2 separate regions of the Homo sapiens genome follow, and region 2 is linked to region 1. A link is a contact called in ENCODE Hi-C or POLR2A ChIA-PET data. All regions are on one chromosome and are shown on one strand. The core of a region is the stretch at or near the end of the contact, and the rest is flanking DNA. Distances in the headings are between cores, read along the strand shown. Region 1 overlaps SESTD1 (SEC14 and spectrin domain containing 1). Region 2 overlaps CCDC141 (coiled-coil domain containing 141).

Evidence for each region. Hi-C counts contacts between places; a loop is a spot of excess contacts on that map. ChIA-PET counts read pairs that join two places held with the same protein, here RNA polymerase II (POLR2A). Pooled maps may share reads with other maps.
Region 2: a loop to region 1 is called in a pooled map, with 5 times the contacts of the local background. The contact joins two enhancer-like sites. A Hi-C loop is called at or near these places in 4 of 50 pooled maps. POLR2A ChIA-PET finds 5 or more read pairs at or near these places in 2 of 52 experiments (GM12878 and activated naive CD4-positive, alpha-beta T cell).

The regions. Positions count from the first base shown.
Region 1 is chr2:179,104,765-179,110,167 of GRCh38, forward strand. SESTD1 (SEC14 and spectrin domain containing 1) reads right to left here. Exons shown (of 18, transcript NM_178123.5): 18 at 1-5,264. The coding sequence ends at 5,135. Among named protein-coding and RNA genes, the nearest start is that of CCDC141, 57 kb to the left of the region's middle. RefSeq lists silencers at 1,764-1,964, 3,044-3,244. Within about 2 kb of position 1,992, at least 6 of the 41 ENCODE cell types and tissues checked have a DNase peak (open chromatin) inside an H3K27ac peak, as active enhancers do.
Region 2 is chr2:178,867,615-178,873,017 of GRCh38, forward strand. CCDC141 (coiled-coil domain containing 141) reads right to left here. Exons shown (of 24, transcript NM_173648.4): 13 at 4,519-4,698; 14 at 3,813-3,938; 15 at 1,503-1,691; 16 at 412-591. Among named protein-coding and RNA genes, the nearest start is that of TTN, 63 kb to the left of the region's middle. RefSeq lists an enhancer at 3,268-4,467. Within about 2 kb of position 3,242, at least 2 of the 41 ENCODE cell types and tissues checked have a DNase peak (open chromatin) inside an H3K27ac peak, as active enhancers do.

The sequences.
Region 1 (5,403 bases), core at 742-3,241:
ATACATACAGCCTCATAAAGTTCTCCAAAAAAAATCTTTAAAAATGTGCCCACTGCTTTCAAAATATTTCATCATAGTTCTGGCTGTCTTTTGATCTCTAAGTTCTTCATGTTCTAGTACAGGTTCTGCTTTTTCTTGAAGTAGAGGGACTAGTGTTTATTCTCAAGCTTTCATGTTTGCTTTAAAATTCTGCAGTAATGTTGAGTCATATTAAGTGTCATACCCATGAACTTTTTTCAGTCTTAAAGACTCCCCTGTATTTATGCCAGCTCACGGAGTGTCCTTAGTTCTATGCCTCTATTACAGTATCAGTCGGCCATTTTCTGTTCATCATCACTGCCTGAGTTTACCAAGAGACTGCTCCTCTCTAAGCATAGCCAGCACTAATTGTGGTCTTTTCATGCTTTGTTCTGTTTTTTTTTTTTTTTTAACCTCATTATTGGGATACTTAAATAACAGATTTATGCTGTTGTTGTTTCTACTGGTCGGTGCTCGCTCACTAATATCCAATCCTAGTATGATTTTCTTTTACTTGTGTCTATTAACAGGGTTATGTCACACCTTGTCAACCTCAAAACAGATGATACTCATCACTTGTCTTCCATCTTGCTGTTCTATTATCTTCCTACAAAAATAGCTAATTTGTCAGATTTCAAAGCCTTGTTATTTACTGATGAGCTTACCAACTGGACCTTTTGTATCTTCAGTGTGTAATTCTGAAGATGCATTCTGATACACTAGTGAACTGGGGGTGACGGTGAAGGGGTGGTGGAACTAAGGGGGTGGGGCGGCGAACATAGGCAATATGCCATTTCCTCACCATCCCATGCTTGTCATGTGAGACAACAGAAAGGATAAAGAATACTCTATTTTTTATTCTGAAAAGATAATTATAGCAATGATACCTTCCATTCTGTTTATTTCTGGATATTTTGGCTTCAACAATTCTTTATATCATATTTTATTCTTGAAATTGGTATGACTTCTCTGTTTTACAGCCTGAGATAAATTCTCAGATATTTTTTTAACAGTAAATGGCAAAGCCAGATTTTTGAAGCCAAGTATTCAAGCTCCAAACACTTTCCATTATATTCATTACAGTTCTTGTTTTAGCTGGTATGTTCTTTCCTCTACAAGTACTGCCATTATTTATGCTTCTTAGCTAAACCTAGACTTTTCAGTAGCATGTATGAAAGTCAAATAATGTCAAATGGTAAGTTTCTACTTCATTTTATCTCATCAGGGTATTTGTTGCTCTATATACCAGCATAGTATATTTTCTACTCCCAACTGAAGCTTTTCATTTTTAGGACTGAACGTTAACAATAAGTCTACTAATTAGGTTAACTGCTTAGCTATGTTCCAGCCATGTTTTTAATGCTAGAGAATTTTTCCTTTGGGGGCTTAAGCAAAGATATCCTAATCATACAGATCTCACTACTGATGATAATATACTTAATGGTGCTTGTTTCTGCCTGTACCATTCCCTATAGGCTGAAGATGTAAAGGACATTAGCAACCACAGTATGTTTAGTTTTTAGTAGCAACAGTATTTTACTACGGCCTTGTGTACTTTGGGTAGGATGTGAGAAGGGGAGTAGTACATAATAATGCCCAATCTCTATTAGCAAGTAACTTACAATGTAGTAGAGAATTCTGAACTATTTCTTCAAATGTAGACCATAGATTCAGCTAACTTCATAATCACATCATTGGTAACAATGGGTTTAGATCAGAGTATGGTTTACTCATCACTGTTAGTAAGGTAACTTAATTGTCATGCTCACGCTAAGGAGTACGACACTAATAATACCACTCCGTATGTCAGCTAATAAGATAACGAAATAACAAACATGTTAAGACTAGCTAACACATGGGAGCAATAGCCAATGTAAATTTGTATAAAGTGAGAAGTATTCAATCTTCTACCTAACAATGAAGCCTAGACCTGCCATCAATATCCCAGCTGGCAGGCTGAGCAGTTTCATCAACATCACCAATGAGTCACCAGAACTGAACAAAGTGACCAACAATGAGGACTGGGAACAAAGCCAATTTGACCTAAAATGAAGTCATCATTTTTGCATAACTCTGCTGGGTTAGACATGTGCGAAGAACAGATGCCAAACTGCCATTATATATTAAGCTTACACAGGAGCAAACAAATGATAAAAGAAAAAAAAAATCCTCAAACAAACAAAAAAACCCAAAAAAACCAAAACAAAATGAAACTAACCCTGCCAGCGTTTCAATAATTCCCTGAGATGGGCTAAAGGAATGTGGGAGGTTGTGACATATATACCAATTACAAATGAGTGGTTCTTTCAGAGACTTGCAAGCTGATGTTAATTTATGACATAGAAACAGCTTGTGGTTTCAAACACACTGCAGTCACTTTTTTCACACGTTTACCTTAAGTGAGCTTTGACCCTATGGAAGAAAGTTGCTTTAGGGCATTACTGGATTTTCATTCATAACTCTATGTACAGATACACATATGAAAGCAGCAGCAAATTTACAGATGAGGAGCAATGATATTCATTATGTTAAAATCATACTTGGCCTCATGTGAAACACTCAATTTACAAGTAACATTTATGAATCCTGCCTTATTTTACTTTTTGTAGGCAAGATAGCTTAAGGTATATAAAAATTAACTCATTTGGCAATTATAACTCCATGAGTTGATGGCAGAATTACTAACAAACCAGTTCCTTTCTAGCAAAGTCTTAAGAAAAACATTCTAACTACTCTGAAATTCAGAAGAAACAGATATTGAGTATTGATATTTAGTTATTGAGTATAACTAAATATCTAAAGTAGTTAGTATCTAAGAATCTAAGAATAGATTCACTTGTAAGTCAGTTCTAACTTTAAAAAAGTATGTTTAAAACATACTTCAGACTGCAATGTAACAGGGATTATTACTAATGCCTATAATACAGCATTCATATTTAGGAGGAATGGGCATCTGTTATGCATGAGCAAGACTGGGAATAGGAGAAGACAAGATTCCTTCCCTCAAAAGAGCTTACTGGGTACAGACATAAACAACTGTAGAATGTGATAGCACCATCATGAAGACTGAAATAAATAATCACAAAAGTTCATACTCATAGCAGTAAAGCCCCAAAGGACTGAGAAGATGATTCAAGTATAGAAAGAACTTCCTGGATGTTCTCAGAAGCAGTGACCACATAAGACAAGAGGGAGCAGTTGAACTTTGCCCTGAACTTCCTGGCATGTTTGACTAGGAAAAAAGGCTGCACCATTAACCTAAATTGTTCCAGGAGGAAAAGGTGATAAATATTGTCAATCTTTAATCAAGGTTGAAATGTCAACTAGGCAATTAAAAAGAAGTACAAGTCTAGATTTCTGGACCAGGTATGTAATCCAGAACATTGGTATAAAATAAAAACTCTAAGGATGAGATACCGAGAAAAGAGCCAAAAGCATTCTGAGGACAGGATCTGAGAGAGCACATGTTCAGCAGGCACATCTTAAATTAGGGTTATGCGACTGTACTCACAGTTATTTCAGAGGATAGCATCTTCAAGGAAGGAGACACTGTCTAGGAAAGGTTGCTCAATGGTGTAAATGTTGCAGAGAAAAGGGTAAGGGATTCAGACGGAGAAAAAAACCATTCAGTTTGGTAACTGGGAGGCCATTGCTGACTTTCAAAAGAACAGTTTCAGTAGAGTGCTGTGTAAAACCAGACTGCAAGGTGCTGAGTAGTGAGTGATGAGGATGTAGGGGCACTGGATGTGGATTTCTCCAAGAAGTCTGTCAGTCAGTGAAGAAGGCTGGAAAAACTAGCAGGTTAAAAGGGAGGGGTTTTTTTTTTGCATTGGAAGATACACGAGCATGTTTGTAGACCTCAAAAAGGAACCAGTATACAACTCGTTTATAATTTTGTAATGACTACAAGACTAAAAAATAATTTTTAATATTTTAAAAAATGTTCTGAAATAAAAATACATAAAATTTAAATTATATGCATTTTACCATTTAAACTTAATACAAACTTAAAAGAACTAGCATTTCATGATAAATTTTATTTCTAAAGGGGTCATACAGTTCTGTTATTGGACTACTTCAGAATTTATTTTGCTTTTAGACTATAATGAGAAACTAAATTTTATTAACAATTGCTATTTTAGTTCCTGAAAGATTACTCTGATATAAAGGATTACACTGAAGTAATTATGTATGCCTTCTTCCTCAGCCCTCCTCCCCTAAAGACAAAGTATCTTCAGGGTAGTTAATAATTTTGAGAATATTTTTCAAGTTGAAAAAGAGAAAAATTAGAAATAGTATTCCATTATTAATAAGTTCTTAAAGATCTAAATTGTTCACAATAATTTTTCATGATAAAACATGCTTATTTATTATATACACATGCTTACATATGTATTTCCTGTCTAAAATACATGCAACCACCATGAAAAAACAAATATTAAACCATCCTCACAGTCCTAAGAATGCCCTTTTAAATAAGGCACTCATGTTTGGAAATAGGATGTAACTACTAAATTAAATAAGATGTTTAAAGAAGTCTTTTATTAAGCACAAACAACTTTTAATACATTATCAATACAAATAGGAAAAGGTCTTTTAATGACTATGATATATCAAAGATCTGAAAGGCTTTCTCTGTATTGACACAATAAAAATAATCAATTCTGAAGAATTACAAAGTAAAATTTTGAGGACACCACTGTCTACTAACAAGAGTTTAACTACTGTCTAAATTTACTAAATCACCTGTGGAGGAAGGGCAACTTTTTTTTTTCTTTTTAATAGAGAGAATTCCTACTCTTATTAGCACCATTCAAAGCTTATTATCAGTTGTTTGTCTACAAACTGACAGGTCAGGTAAAGCTTTAAAGCAAGTTTTCAGTGCAATGTTTATAGTTCCTTCTTTTAAGATACTTGGAATCTACAGCCTCGAAGCATGTTAAGTAATTATGCCTTGGTAGTAGCAAGGTGTTAACATGTAAAGAGAAATGTGTCATGAAAAGAAATGAGACTTATTTTGGCTGTGAAATGCATCTTAAGGTGTGGTGGCTAATGCTGTAGTATGTTGACAACATGCGGGATTATGAACTGCAAATCTGTAGGTAGCTGGTAGCTATTAGCTCTCTGTGGTCACCATTTCAGGATGTCTCAGCTGCTGCCTTTTGAGATTAACTAGTTTCATCCTGTCTCTGATGTTTTCTGCAGTAGAAGCCATGTCACTTGGACTCCCAAAATATTGTTCGGTTCTAAAAATCAAAACACACAGAAAAACCTCAGATTAATACAAATCTATTAACTGCAGTGAATACAAATAGAAGCAAAAATTTACCATAAAAAATCTACATGAGATAGCCTATGTGTAAATATCAGTTCATCGGTGATCAT
Region 2 (5,403 bases), core at 1,992-4,491, 240 kb before region 1:
AACATACTTAAAAGTTGTCCCATAACTATACTGAAGATCAATTTTTAAATTTATATTTAAATTAATGCAAGTTAAATAAAATTAAAACTTTAGTTTTTTAGTTGCATTAGGCACACATCAAAGGCAAAAAAGTGACTGCCACACTGGACTATACAGATCTACTATATAAATACTCTTTAAAAATTTTTTTTCATGAAAATAGAGGTATTCAACAAGACTTTTACATTCAGATTTTCTACTTAAAATTTTTTCTTTTGTCAGAGGGTAGAAATGAATCACAAATAACTACCCCAATGGTTTAGTTTATTTTTAAATTTAACATATACTAAGCAATCTGCCTGGTTTCTTTCATATGCTAGCCCAAGCCCCAGCTAGAACTGAGTCTAAATGATAGTGTTATTAGATGCTTACAGGCCGCTGCACTGATGAGATGATGTCGACTCCTAAGGAAAGGGCCAGTCTGTGGAGATGGTCTACACGGGCTTGCTTTTCCTGAGAGCACCGGAGGTGAATCTGCACATCATGGGCATCACCCAGTTCCTTCGGCTGCTCTACAAACTCCAGCTCTCTTGATTTGATGAGACGTCCCAGCTACAATTTAGGGCATTAACAATTAACCTGGGTTTTATATGAAGACAAATTTTTTTTTAAGCCTAATTTCTATAGCACATTTTGCTAGCTGGTCGAAATGCTGCCAAGCCCATCTTTAAACTGTTGGCATTAGCCAAATAAATGTTAGAATGCTGCAAATCCAATGGTGGTAAAATTGAACTGCTAACGTTGTCAGTTCCATTAAAGAAGGAAACAGTCTTTTTGGTCATGACCCAAAACCTTAGCAAGATCTAGGTCTGTGCTCTGAGTAAATTTAGAGGCTATTTTAAAGGGATATTAACGAATATTCCTCCATCTTATGTTAATAGAGACCATAACTATGAAGTTTTTGTAAAAATGCCACCAACAAATAGCACTCCATGATGTCAGGTACTTGAAGTGCAAAAAAAAAAAAAAAAAAAATCTAACTTGGTTTTCGCCCTCAAAGAGCCTAGAATTGAATTGGGGCGGGGGAGAGGGGGTGGGCGGGAAGCTATGCTTATCAAAAAGTAATTAAGAATCAAGATAGTAAAATGCAAGATATGTGGAATACACAATGAGCTGTAGGATTTTTGAAGAGAGAGAAATCATTCCAAGTGAGGTAGGATTGTTGGAAGGAGGTATAGGATTTAGATAAGAGGGAGGAGAAAGACAGACTTGTCAAATAATGGCAGCCTGAGAGTCAAGGGTTGGAGTTAGGGATGTGTGCATCATCTCTGAGGGACAAAGAGCTCAGTTTGGCTGGAACAAAAGGAAGAATAGGAACATAGTGAGAGAAAAGATAGGGGCCAGATTGTGTAAACTTCTGATACTAGAAGACACAATTTGGCCTTTATTTATTATATAATAATTCATTTTTAATTGCATAGTTTAAAACTCAGGATTTTTCAGACATCCCTTCTAAGCCTTACCTCTTCCTTGACTTGATGGAACTGGACCACCTTGTACAGGATATCCTCGTAATCCTGGATTCTCTCTTTCTGTTTTTGATGGAAGTGAATAAGGTCCTTCAGTTGTTGAGACTTTTCTTTTACAGGGGCTCCTCTGCCAGTTAACTCCTCTGATTCTTTCATAATGTACTGAACCTCATCATTCAATTGCTAAAACATTGAAAGCAATAAAAAAATCTTGCTATTAAAGAACTTTTTTACTTTACAACTGACAATATAAAGGTCTAAACAATGAATCACTCTTTCATTTGTTAACAAATACTTATTATGAATGCCCCCACCCTCCAAAATATTTGGGCATTGTGCTGGATGATAGAGATATGTTTTTCTATACTCACCTGAGAAATTTACAAAAAAAAATAGCATGAGCAATGCAACAAAGGTTTCAAAGCTAGGTGGAAAAACAAAGTCATACATTTCTATGGCATACCAAATATTCTATTCATCTGTTAAGTAAATGTATTTTAGATATTTTATGCAGCCCCATGATTATCTCTGATATTTAATACAGACTAGAATCAGGTGGTATGGTAAAAACACCATGAGAAGATGGGTGTAAAAATATATCAGGGGAATAACTTGTGCTCTGTGATAAAAGAATGATCAGAATGAACCACCAGCTGAACAGCATAGTAGATAGACTGCTTCAAAAGCGGTCATCCCATGATCCACAAATAGCCATCACATGTAGGGAGGGATAAACTGCCTTGCCTTTCACCCAGCATTGCTCAGATAATCCAGATTCTGGAATAGAATTTGCAAAAGGGGCATACTTTAAAGAGAATGCTACTATAGGCTGGGCATGGTGGCTCACGCCTGTAATCCCAGCACTTTGGGAGGCCAAGGAGGGTGGACCACCTGAAGGCAGGAGTTCAAGACCAGCCTGGCCAACATGGCAGAACCCTGTCTCTACCAAAAATACAAAAATTAGCTGGGCGTGGTGGCACACACCTGTAATCCCAGCTACCCCAGAGGCTGAGACACGAGAATCACTTGAACCTGGGAGGCGGAGGCTGCAGCAAGATAAAATTGTGCTACTGCACTCCAGCCTGGGCAACAGAGTAAGACTCTGTCTCAAAAAAAAAAAAAAAAAAAAAAAGACAGTGAGAGAAAGATAGAGAATGCTACTATAATTTCAAGTGTAGATCTTTTGTATGAAAGGTAAAAGTAATGGAAATGATTTAGACTAAGGAGATAATTTTCAGAAGAGTGACCTAAAAAGGGTCTTCAAGTTCAAGCATTTGGGCATTAAATATATGTGCATCACAGTGACAGGGCTAAAGAGGTGTGACAATGGTCCTGATTTAGAGGAACTTACACGTACATGCAAACGTGCACACAAACAAAATGCATATAAGCAGATAACGCAGGGTGTATTAAAGAGCCTAATATAGGCCAGTCACATTTGCTGAGAGTTTTATAAGAGTTTGCTGTGGATTACAATGGTGGGTGTGTTTCTGTGTAGCAGGTGCGGTGGTTATACTTACATCGGTTTTTGTCTTAAAGGAACCTACAATTAGATATTCCCTAAAGGAATCTTCAATATTCTGATTCTGGGATTCTTTGAAGCCCACATTTATGAAGCAGTGACAGCTAGAAACACAGGTATCTAAATTTTGCAGCAAAGCATAAGAATCCAGGCAGAAGTATAATGTGACTAGCAGGTGGCAATTTTTGGCGGTTGTGTCACATTTTGGAGAGGCAGGAGGTGGGGAAATAGGGACTGTGTTAAGCAGTCAGGGTCAGGAACATGACTCATGGTTTTATTGCTCATATCCTGAAAGGTGGAGTGGAGGGCACAGCAAAATTCCTGGGGTGATGGTACGTGCCTGGGGTGCTGGTGGGTGAGGACAGTGACATAACAGTGGTCACCTCAGGGACCCAGGGCAGCAGAGCCTCTGGGTCCGAGGTTGCCCATCCTTGTTCTGAGATGTCTCAATTTAAAACACCTCTGCACTCCCAAGGAAAAGAATTAGAGTGAAAATATAGGATAAATATATTACTAGTTTAATTAGCCATGTGAATTTTAAAAATCTAATATAAAAATCTATTTAGGACATTGTATAGCCCTAATGCTGGTATATCATCAAATTCAAAAGAATGCAGGAAAAAAGTAAGAAAAATGTCTCTACAGTGGATTTTTAGACAAGCAATACTTTTGTTTAAAAAAATAGAAATTCACCAGCCTGTTACAATTAATCAGGTAAACTGCAACCAAACAGTTTTAAGTATTTTTTCCATTCACCCAAATCCAGCAATATATTTCTTCACCTGGAACTGAGGCTTCATGTCATTCCATTTTTGTCGTAGATCTAAAATGAACTGGAGGCTCCCTCCGAGGTCAAGTGCAGACACAGGCATAAGTGCTTCCTGAAGAAGTTTTAAGTTGTGAGAAGTCTGAAATAAATATTGGACAGTTACACATGCATTTTCTTTGACATCTCCAGCAAATTTGATCATTCTAGGTATGACGCAGAGTGTGATCAAATTTTTCAAACCCCATGAAAACACTCAGGATGTGGCATGAGCTCAGGGTTCTAAACCACCAAGAAGTAAGGCCCTTGGTTTCTGCTGCCTTTTTTGGTTTTATTGTGGTAAAATACACATAACAAAAGTTACCATGTTTACCATTTTGGGGTGTACAGTTCAGAGGCATGATATTTAATACATTCACATCAATGTGCAATCAACATCACCACCAACCACCTCCAGAACTTGTTTATCATCCCAAACAGAAACTCTGTACCCATTTAACAGCTCCCCATTCCCTCCCTCTCTCTCCCAGTCCCTGGTAACCTACATTCTGCTTTCTGCCTCCATGAGTTTGACTACAGGGACCTCATTTATAAGTGGAATCACACGATATTTATCCTTTTGTGTTTGGCTTATTTCACTTAGCTAGTGTTTTCAAGGTTCGCTCATGTTAGCCTGTGTCGGAATTTCATTCCTTTTCACATCCCATTGTTCCTTGCCTCACCTTTTTAAGTTGCTCTTTGAATGCCGCCCACTGCTGTTTTCCAGGCTTGCTTTCCGTGGCTTTAAGCTGCCATGCCAGCCGAAGGAGGCTAAGTTCTTCCCGTTCTGCTTTCTGGTTTTCCATGGTGTTCTTCATGAGGTACACTTCATTTTTCACATCTAATATCTCGTTCTCTTTTGCCTGTTAAATTAATAATTCATATAATAGCTTTTCTTTCCCAAGAGATACAGCTTTTTGTTGTATATAACTATTTTACGAGGCAAATTCTTTATCACAACCAAAGCCGAAGATGGTTCTGACATCCAAGCAAGTCCGAAATCCCTGCGCAGAGGCACAGTTCAGCTCTCGGAACCACATGCTGTGCTTAGACATCCGGTCCCGAGTTCTTCAAGACCCAAGGGGTGTTTGAATTCCTACCTAGGGTCTGGTTATTTCCTGGGGTTTGAAAGATTATTTAATGAGCAGGGGATCCATAATTTTTGAAGTGAAGATTTAAAAAATGCGTATACCTATACGCATTTTAAGTATACTCCATCTTTTATTTTAACATGCTCATTGGAATACGTCAAAATATCAGTATCAAGGCATAGGAGGGGACGGATTGTTCTGGACTGTTTTGTTTTTTCTTTAAACTATTCCATTGTATACATTGCAATTATTTTAAATGTCCTTTGCTGTTTCTCGAGTTCCTCCATTTTGTGAGAACTGAAATGAGTCTGTATCTCTGTATTCAGAACTACATCATACACCGGAAGCACAGTATCTAAAATCAAAGATTTCACTTCCCAACTTTCAGATGTTCTGCTTGACTGGTTTGAAATCTTTTAAACAATGGTTTGAAACAAGGGGAAATTCAATTAGAGGTAAAATGATAATAAGAGCAAA